Linked DNA regions of Homo sapiens: region 2 is linked to region 1. A link is an interaction called in ENCODE POLR2A ChIA-PET data of the cell type or tissue named here. Cell type or tissue: PC-9. All regions are shown on one strand. Each heading gives the region's core, and the rest is flanking DNA. Links, peaks and the distances in the headings are about the cores only.

The links. ChIA-PET counts read pairs that join two places held together with the same protein. Peaks named below come from ENCODE experiments on the same cell type or tissue, not always from the same donor. Only the 100,000 strongest peaks of a DNase experiment are listed, where the experiment ranks them.
Region 2: POLR2A ChIA-PET joins it to region 1 with 9 read pairs; 2 of 35 experiments call an interaction of 5 or more read pairs at or near these places.

Annotation. Positions count from the first base shown.
Region 1 is chr18:76,630,847-76,636,230 of GRCh38, forward strand. LINC01927 (long intergenic non-protein coding RNA 1927) reads right to left here. Exons shown (of 5, transcript NR_110784.1): 4 at 4,036-4,120. Among named protein-coding and RNA genes, the nearest start is that of LINC01927, 5.5 kb to the right of the region's middle. In PC-9, for the core only: no CTCF peak of the experiment used is centred there; no DNase peak of the experiment used is centred there; H3K27me3 peaks cover 324 bases.
Region 2 is chr18:76,522,546-76,527,929 of GRCh38, forward strand. No RefSeq gene overlaps it. Among named protein-coding and RNA genes, the nearest start is that of LINC00908, 3.4 kb to the right of the region's middle. In PC-9, for the core only: no CTCF peak of the experiment used is centred there; a DNase peak (open chromatin) is centred at 2,936; H3K4me3 peaks cover 1,485 bases.

The sequences.
Region 1 (5,384 bases), core at 114-5,113:
TATAATGTTGGCTGTGGGTTTGTCATAAATGGCTTTTATTACCTTAAGGTATGTCCCTTCTACGCCAGTTTTGCTGAGGGTTTTAATTATAAAGCGATGCTGGATTTTGTCAAATGGTTTTTCTGCATCTATTGAGGTGATCATGTGATTTTTAATAACTTCGCTTTTTTTTCTATCTGATTTAAAAGGCAACTGTATAAAACAAAATTTATAAATCTATTTTTGATGGGCACTTAAGGTATAAAGATATTTTGTGACAATAGCAGCATGGAGAGCAGAGCTATAAAGAAACAAAGTTTTTATATTTAGTTGAAATCAAGTTGGTATGAATCCAAACTAGATTTTCAGAAATCAAGATGCTAATTTTAATCCCCAGGGCGACTACTTAGAAAATAACTCACAAATATAAGTAAAAGAAACAAACAGGCCAGGCGCAATGGCTCACGCCTGTAATCCCAGCAATTTGGGAGGCCGAGGCGGGTGGATCACCTGAGGTCAGGAGTTCAAGACCAGCCTGACCAACATGGAGAAACCCCATCTCTACTAAAAATACAAAATTATCCAGGCATGATGGTGCATGCCTGTAATCTGAGCTACTCAGGAGGCTGAGACAGGAGAATTGCTTGAACCCGGGAGGCAGAGGTTGCAATGAGCCGAGATCACGCCATTGCACTTTAGCCTGGGCAACAAGAGCGAAACTCTGTCTCAAAAAAAAAAAAGAAAAAAAAAATTAGCCGGGCGTGGTGGCACGTGCCTGTAGTCCCAGCTACTCAGGAGGCTGAGGCAGGAGAATCATTTGAACCCGGGAGGTGGAGGTTGCAGTGAGCCCAGATCATGCCACTGCACTGCAGCCTGGGTGACAGAGCGAGACTCCGTCTCAAAAAAAAAAAAAAAAAAAAAACAAGGAAACATCCTTCATTATCAGTAATTATATTAAATGCAAATGAATTAAATTCTACAATAATTCTACAATGAAAAGGCAGAGATTTGCCGCATGGATTTAAAAAACTACTTGATCCAAGTATATGCTCTTCACAAAAGACACTTTCTTTTTTTTCTTTTAAGTTCTGGGGTACATGTGCAGGATGTGCAGGTTTGTTACCGTAGGTAAATGTGTGCCATGGTGACTTGCTGCACCTATCAATCCATCACTTAGGTATTAAGCCCAGCATGCATTAGCTATTTTTCTTGATGCTCTCCCTCCTCCCCACAGCTCCGGACAGGCCTTAGTGTGTGTTGTTCCCCTCCCTGTGTCTATGTGTTCATGTTGTTCAGCTCCTGCTTATAAGTAAGAACATGCCATGTTTGGTTTTCTGTTCCTGCATTAGTTTGCTGAGGATAATGCCTTCCAGCTCCATCCATGTCCCTGCAAAGGACATTATCTCATTCCTTTTTACGGCTGCATAGTATTCCATGGTGTATATGTACCATGTTTTCTTTATCCAGTCTATCATTAATGGACATTTGGATTGATTCCATGTACAAAAGACACTTTCAATTCAAAGACATAAGTAGGTTGAAAGTCAAATAATGGAAAAAAATATTCCTTGCAAACAGTAACCAAAAGAGAGCTGGAGGGCTATACTAACACTAGGCAAAAAAGACTTTATGACAAGAATTGTTATAAGAGATAAAAGAGTCACTCCATTAAGAAGATATGACAATTAGGAACATATATGCACCTGCAAACAGAGCCTCCAAAATACGTAAAGTTATGAGATAATTGAAAAGAGAAAGAGTTCAACAATAATATTTATTTGAAGATTTCAATATACCCCTTTCAATAATGGATAGAACAACTAAACAGAAGATCATCAAGGAAACAGAAGACTTGAAAAAATTATAAACCTACTAGACCTAATAGACATTTATAGGACACTCCACTCAACAACAGCAGAATGCCCATTCTTCTCAATTATACATGGAGCATTCTCCAGGATAGACCATATGTTATGACATAAGTCTTTATAAATTCACGTCATACAAAGTATCTTCTCCAACCCAATGGAATAAAACTAGAAATTAATAATAGAAGAAAAACTGGAAAATTCACAATATGTGGAAATTAAACAACACACCTAAACAATCAATGGATCAAAGAAGAAATCACAAAGGAAATTAGAGAATATTTGGAGATGTATGAAAGCAAAAACACACAATACCAAAACCATGGGAAGCAGTATTTAGAGAAACATTTATAGTTGTAAAATTCTGCATTTGAAAAGAATAAATATCTCAAATCAATAACCTAGCTTTGTACGTTAAGGAACTAGAAAAAGAAGAGCAGGCAGGGCATGGTGGCTCACACCTGTAATCCCAGCACTTTAGGAGGCTGAGGCAGGCGGATCACAAGGAGGCAGAGGTTGCAGTGAGCCGAGATTGCGCCACTGCACTCCAGCCTAGGCAACAGAGCAAGACTCTGTCTCAAATAAATAAATAAATAAATAAAGGAAAAGAAGAGCAAACTGAAACCCAAAACAAGCAAAAGAAGTAAACAATAAAGATTAGACTAGTGATAACAAAGTAGACAATAGAAAAATGAGAAAAGAAGTGAAACCAAAAATTGGCTCTTTGAAAAAAAAAAAAATCAACAAAATTGACAGACCTTTAGCTAGTCTGACCAAGAAAACAGTGAGAAGATTCAAATAACTAAAATTAGGAATGGAAGCAGGGACATTGCTACCAACTTCACAGGAAAAAAATGAATAAGACTATAATAATTGTATGCTACTAGGATTTGGATGTGGTTTGTTCTTACCAAAACTTGTGTTGAAATTTCCTTCCCCATATGGCAGTGTTGAGGGGTGAAGTCTAGTGAAAATGTTTGAGTCTGGGGGTGGGTCCCTCATTGACAGATTAATGCCATCTTGTGGCAGTAAGTTCTCACTCTCATGGGACATTGTGAGTCCTGATTTCAGCAGCAGCTGTTCCAGATGTACTGTCCTTATTAACATGCAGCCATTATTCTGCATGTTTCTGTGTGGATATTTTTAGATAAGATTAGCATTTAAATTGGTGGACTTTCAGTAAAGCAAATTGCCTTCTGTAATGTGGGTGGGCCTCATCTAATCAGTCGAAGGACTGAATAAATCAGCCTAACCTCTCCAGAGCAAAAAGGAATTCTGTGGCAGACAGTCTTCAGACTTGAACTGCAGTCTTGGCTCTTCCTTAGATCTCCAGCCTGCCAGTCAACCCTGCAGATTTTGGAGTAGCCAACTTCCACAACTGCATGAACCAATTCCTTAAAATAAGTCTCTTTATGTGTGCACTACATATACACATCCTGTTGTTCCTCTTTCTCTGGAGAACTCTGACTAACACCATCTTCTACAGACAGGACCAACAAGCTGTCAGGTTTATGAAGAATTAATATTTGGGAAGCCCTCGTGTATAAAGACTTCAGACCATTTGAGGTGTTGGCTGAAAGCAAAATAAACCTGATAATAAAAAGAAGTCTTAAATATCAGCTTTGGCCTCATGAACAGCTGCAGAAATCCAGACTGTATCCTCTCCTTCCTGCTGTGTCATGTATATATTTATGAGTTAATTAATTTTTGTTTGATTCCTCTCTCTTCTCTCTCACTATTATATATACGGTTTGTTTACAGTTAACTGTAATTTAGTTCATAGGTTTCAGAATAACGCAACTACGGTGCAAGTGGAACTTGAGAATGAATGAACATTCAGGATTGAGGATGGATGCGGTCAGTAACTGTTGTCACCCATTGGTGAGGGAGTGAGCACATTTTTTGTTTGAAATAAGGAGAATGGCATTGTCTCAAACAGAACAAGTTTGTTACTGTTGTTATGGGTGGAAATGAATGTCAGGAAAGAATATTATGTATGTAAATCTAGAGAGTCAGACGAATAGATTTCAAAGGGTGTTTGTCATTCCTTTGTATTCTGGCAGACTCCCCAAGGTGTGTATCAGTGGATGCAGTGCTGGGTCTTCCCCTAACAAAGCTGAAATGCAAGTAAATCCTCCCTCTCCCTGCTCCTTGGTGGTCTGAACTCAGGATCTGGACCTGTCCTTACCCTACGGGATGCTCCCACGTGGATCTTTGACTCTTCCACAGCAAAGTCCTGTGTGCTTTCTGTGGCTCATCCAGTGTTCTACCTCCTAAGACACAACAAAAAGAAGTTTGGTGTTGGCCCATTGCACTGGGAGCAAAGAAGGAGGTTAAAATGTTTTTCTAGGATGTTCTCTATAAAAACCTTCCTGATGCAAAGCACCTCTTTTTAGAGATTTGGGATAGGCTATTTAACCCCTAGCATCCTGGATTCTTCCATGGACAAAGACTGTGTCCTGTGGTTCTGTTGCTGTGGGTACCTACTCCAGGCCTTACCCCCTGGATGGTAAAAAGCTGTCAGGTGTTAATAGAAGGATTAGCACATAATAAAGTGCCCCCCACCCAAGTAATATTGGAAGAATTTAAAGAGGATGGTAATAATAAGAGCACCTTGGAAGAAAAAATCAAACAAGCATCTGCCATTGCATTCTATGCTGAAATTAGGTCAAATTTTGTTTTTAACACAAACCTTTATGCTTGTTTAGGAATAAAAGACACAGTGCCAATAGGCACTAACCTACTTTAGGAATTTTACCTGCTCACCAGAATGTCTAAAACATATTGTCCCACAAGTAAAGATTTTGCCCTATTGTTTCAAACACCATTCATTCCCATGGTACAAAACAGTGCAAAGTATAGGACATGTTTGGTGGAGATAAAGAATCCTTGAATGAGTTTAGATGGTGGTGGTGATGATGATAATGATGATGGATGTATTAAAAAGTCTAGCCGGGTGCGGTGGATCACACCTGTAATCCCAGCACTTTGGGAGGCCAAAGCGGGCAGATCACCTGAGGTCATCAGTTCCAGACCAGCCTGGCCAACATGGCAAAACCCCCTCTCTACTAAAAATACAAAAATTAGCCGGGTGTGGTGGCAGGTGCCTGTAATCCCAGCTACTTGGGAGGCTGAGGCAGGATAATTGCTTTTTTTTCTTTGAAACAGGGTCTTGCTCTGTTGCCCAGGCTGGAGTGCAGTGGTGCAAACACAGCTCACTGCAGTCTCAACCTCCTGGGCTCCAGCAATCCTCCCACCTCAGCCTCCCAAGTAGCTGGAATTATAGGTGCACACCACCACACCTGGCAATTTTTTTTTCATTTTTTGTATAGATGAGGTCTTGCCATGTTACCCTGGCTAAGGTTCTTATATAGTAAGTGGCTTAGATTGTAGATTTAGAACCAAAACATCGATCTCTTGCCCCTCCAGTCAGTGCTTCTTGTACTGGAATGGATCTCTAGACTTGGTGTATGCACTCTCAATAGTGTGTATCGAAGGAGAGGAGAGGGCAGAGCAGGGGTAGTAGGGTGGGCTGGC
Region 2 (5,384 bases), core at 205-5,204, 110 kb before region 1:
TGCTCATTCGATAGAGACCATTTAAAAACTGTATTATTTATAATAATACAAATTATTATGTTATAACACCCATAATGACAAAAACTGGCAAAGTTATGATGCATTTATTTTCCTTTCTCTTTCTTCTCTTTCTTCCTTACTTCCTTCTTTTTTATCTTTCTCTTTCTTTCTTTCTTTCTTCCTTTTTTCTTTCTCTTTCTCTTCTTTTTCTGTCTTCCTTCTTTTTCTTTCTTTTTTCTTTCTCTTCTTTCTCTTTCTTTCCCTCTCTCTTCTTTCTTTCATTCTTTATTTCTTCCTTTTCTTTTTTTTCTGAGATGAAGCCTCACTCTGTCACCCAGGCTGAAGTGCAGTGGCCTGATTAGGGGTTACTGCAGCCTTGAACTCCTGGGCTCAAGAGATCTTCCCACCTCCGTCTACTGAGTAGCTGGAATTGCAGATACACCGCACCACACCCAGCTAATTAAAAAAACATTTTTTTTGCAGAGATAGAGTCTTGCTATGTTGCCCAGGCTGGTCTCAAACTCTGGACTCAAGTGATCCTCCTACCTTGACCTCCCAAAGTCCTGGGATTATCGGAGTGAACCACTGTGCCAGGCTGGTATTTTTATTTTCTTATTTTCTTTTTTGAGACAGAGTCTCGCTCTATCACCCATGCTGGAGTGCAGTGGCGCGATCTCAGCTCACTGCAAGCTCCACCTCCCTGGTTCCAGCAATTCTCCTGTCTCAGCCTCCTGAGCAGCTGGGACTACAGGCCGCACGCCACCATGCCCCGCTAATTTTTTTTTTTTTTTTTTTTTTGGAGACGGTGTCTAGCTCTGTCCCCCAGGCTGGAGTGCAGTGGCACAATCTCGGCTCACTGCAAGCTCCGCCTCCCGGATTCATGCCATTCTTCTGCCTCAGCCTCCCAAGTAGCTGGGACTACAGGTGCCCACCACCACGCCCAGCTAATTTTTGGTATTTTTAGTAAAGACGAGGTTTCACCATGTTAGCTAGGATGGGCTTGATCTCCCGACCTTGTGATCCACCCACCTCAGCCTCCCAAAGTGCTGGGATTACAGGCGTGAGCCACCATGCCCGGGCCCCCAATTTTTGTATGTTTAATAGAGACGGGTTTGAGCATATTGGTCAGGCTGGTGGTATTCTTATTTTCTATAGTACATATCTTATATAAGAAAACTAAAGTAGTGATAGGATTTACCTAGTCTACCAGGTTGCTAAAAAACAGGTGTTTAAATTGTGCAATGTTGCGTAGAGGACTATTTGGCAAATATTGGTAACTTCAGCAATCTCTTTCACATCTGACTTCCCCCCAAAGCTCCAGCTGATGCCCACCTGCCCTAACATTATGGTATCTCATCACGGCCATGCAGAGCAGTTTCTATTGAAGTTTCTTTTCTAAATACATCTCCAGGGGTGCCAACTTTGCACTATCAAAAGCCCCAAAATGCTTGGGGAGGTTAATATTTTTAAAAGGCCATTTCTTTCCGACAATACCCAGGTTTGAAATCTGGGTTGAGGATCTTGATCAGGACAAACCCACAAAGTCTTCATACTGAGAAGGAAACATTTGCTCTAAAGAATGAACTAAATATGTTAAAATTAGAAAAGGAAAATTAAGTTGACTTTAGCATTTTCTTAACTGATTTTTGTTACCTGGAAACAACTTCTAAGAGAAGTTAAAAACACTTTAAACTTTTCATTTAAAGTTAAGTGGAAAATGGGGGTAGAAAACAATCTTCAGGAATGAGAAAAAATGCTATTTAAACAAAAAAACTCCACTACTTATAACTCTATTGAATAACTATCAAAAACATTCAGAGATTGTCGAGACTAACTGGCAAATTAATATTATTTTTTAAACTAACTGAAAAGCCTGATAAAAGGCACCTGAAACTATTCCACCAGCATGCTCTTGCTGGGAGGTTGTTCGAGACAGCTTTGGGGTTTTCAAACCTTAAATCAAGTAGAATTGAAAAGTTGACAGAAGCAGAGAAATCCACACACACACGGCTGAATTCAATTATGTTTTGCAAGAAAAGTGACTGAGGTATGTCACAAAAAGTAGGCAAGGAAGATAGATACAATTTCACAATTAACGTCATAGTTCACACATTGGACCATGACCAGTTTATATTTACCAAAGTCACAAAATAATGAATGCTTTATATGTTTCCATATGATTTTTGCATTTAGAAAATGTTTGTAAATTGCCTATCTAAGAAAAAAAATCACTGACTTTCTTTAAATGAAAATTTCCATTTACTTCTTCATCAAATAGTTGTGTTTTCTAATTTATCTGTGGTTCTTTAACCAAGAACAAATATATCATTAAAAAGAAAAATAAAAGACATAAATGATACCTACAAAAGCAAAACGTAGAAGCCTATTTATCGGGTACTCAGAGGGTTGGATAGGCAATTTTCTTATTTTAGAAACCATAAAAAGAACGATGTATTAATTAATTTATTAATTCTTGAGTGAAACTGCCCCAGCGAGTAGCTGTGTGCCAGTGCCAGTGAGGGACCAATTATTATTCGCCCCACACAGGACAATATGGAGAGTGCTATCAGAGGGGACGCCGGGGCTTTTCACCGAGTCCTTGCTGCTGTTGGGCTCTCAGTTGTTTGCTCTATTTTCTTTATTTAGCCATAAGACCGTGATCTGGGGTTTAGGACAGCAATATTTTTACAAAAGGCGCACTAAACCTCCCACATCTGCACAGCTCTCGTGACGATCTGTTCTGCACCCAACGCCGTGTTTTCCTGAGAGTAATATGTCCGCTGTGTCTTTAAAAGAACCACTGTGTCAGCTTTCATCTCGCTGTTTGCACTTTTACCTGTAATCTGATTGTGGGGAGAAAAGGAGAACTTGGGTATCCCTCCCTGGCACCCTGTTACCAATAGCATTTGTTTAGTTAGTAATTCTATCTCAGCCGGGACTTTTCCCATTCGCTGGGTTTGTTGCACTCTGTGTACATAGCTGCATCTCCATGGCAATGGAAAAACATGATGCTGGAGATTCAAAAGGGGGCGAGGGAGTGGAGGAAACACTACCCTCAGGTCCCAGCCTCCCGGGAGGGGCTGGGCTAATTTATATGTCAAGTTAAGGGATGCTGGGACTCAGAGATCAAAGAAGGTCAAAACTGGGCTCTTGGAATGGGAGATATTTATTATGTTTAATATAAATACAAATGTGTCCAAGAAGAGAAACTGAAACCTTAAAAGGCATGTAGATTGTGATTGGTAAACATAAATAACACATCTGAAAATGGGTAGATTGCTAAAATTAACAGGCACTTTTAAAAGCTGTCTTAATTTAAATCAGGATAAATTAAGACAGTGACAACCTCAATTGAAATTGAAAATACAAATCACTTGAAAACGTTGATTAAAATTTCTAACAAGACTTTAGAAATGTCTTGTAATACCTTCTGACTATAAATGCACTTTAGACATTTCTGGTTTCACTCCTCAGCTACATGTTTTGTTATTAAGAGCATTTGTTTCATACCGTTAACAATACAGCACTAGTTTGACAAATTGTGGTATGGGGGTGTGAGTGCCTGATGGAGAAAGAGGCTTTGTCTTTTGGGGGGCCCATTAGTGAAACAACTAATAAGCCTATAGCAAAACTGATATGATGGGAAATGACTTCTATTCAGTTAACTCGATTATTAGTGCTAATTGGGGCCAGGTGAAGCATGGATAATTGAAATTCACAGATAATCCAAAAACCTCTATTTAACCAATAACTTCAAACTTCTTCCCCATCAAACCAATTACCGGAGGAGCTAACAAATAGAAAAAATGGATTAAATTGAATTTCACTTCCCCCAAAGATTACCACTATGATGTCTTTTTTATTGATTAATTCAGAGCAAGAGCCAAAGATTAACTATATTTTAGAGACTAAATTACAGATAGTCCCCAACAATTAAAAAGAAAAAGATTATATTCCAACGGTTTGTTTATAAATCAGTTACTTCAGTTACTTGAAGCTCAGAATGCTTTTTCTCATAGAACAAAGCGTCGATTGGGGTAGGGTACCAAGGTAGCACACAGAGGTCAGCCAGTAACCCAATGACACTGGAAATATATTTAAGATTCTCAGCTCCTTAGTCAAGTTCTTTTGAATCCTAAATCCTTACCCTCCCACCCCTAAATCTCTCTGAGCCTTCAATCTATTTTTTTAACTGAAGTAAAACTCACATAGCCTAAAATCAAAAGTGTACAACTCAGTGGCATTTAGTGTAGTCACGGTGTTATGCCACCATCACCTCCAGTTTCAAAACACTGTCCTCATGCAGAAAGGAAAGCCCCCTTGGACCCATTAGCAATCATTCCCCATCCCCGACTCCTTCAGACCCTGGCGACCTCGGATCTGCTTTCTGTCTCTATGGATTTGCCTCTTCTGGACATTTCATACAACTGGGCTCATAACAATCTGTGGTATTTTGTGCCTGACGTCCTCCACTCAGCATAAGGCTTTTAAGGTTCATCCACGTTGTGGCATGTGCCAGTGTTTCACTCCTTCTCATGAGTGAATAATATTCCATCGTGGGGATACAGCACACTTTACTTATCCATTCCCCCTCTTGGAGGGGTGCTTGAGTTGTTTCCATTTTGTGGCTACTGCGAATGCTGCTGCTATTAAACCTGATTTTGACCCTGTGGTGGCATAAGGAGCTCATCAGGGTGAACTGGAAGGGGTGTGCCCCACTGCTGGTGTCTGGTCAAGCAAACCCTCACCCCTTGAGAGAGGAGTCAGTGGGAGACACCACTCAAGTCTCCATAATGAGGGACAATTTCAGGCTGGGACAACATGGTGGAGGAAGGACCTCTTCAGAGAGGAAGTGCACGTAAGGGGCAAGGACCCTAGAAAGACCTGTGGGACCTGTGGAGAGTATGCACGTCCTTCAGATTGAGGCTGGTTTGAGGCCGGGTGCCATGGCTCACGCCTGTAATCCCAGCACTTTGGGAGACCAAGGCAGGCGGATCACCTGAGGTCAGGAGTTCGAGACCAGCCTGGCTGACAAGGTGAAACCCCGTCTCTACTAAAAATACAAAAATTAGCCGGGCGCGGGGGCACACACCAAAAAAAAAAAAAAACAAACCTGGGCTGAGTGCAGAAATCAGTCCAATCCAGGGAGAAATCTGGCAAATACTCTTGGCCAGCTCCTGTTTTTCTGAAAACATAGGTGCCAGAAGAGCATCCGGTAGCAGCTGCCAAGTTCAATACTAGGACTCCACTCCACAGACAATTCTGTCACCCCATTGTGGGTGTCCTGGATGCCCAGAAAACCCACATCTCTTGATAAAGTCCTCCTGTGGTAAGTCTGCAACCCCTCTGCACCCAGCCCCTCTGCTGACACCCCCTCTGCACCC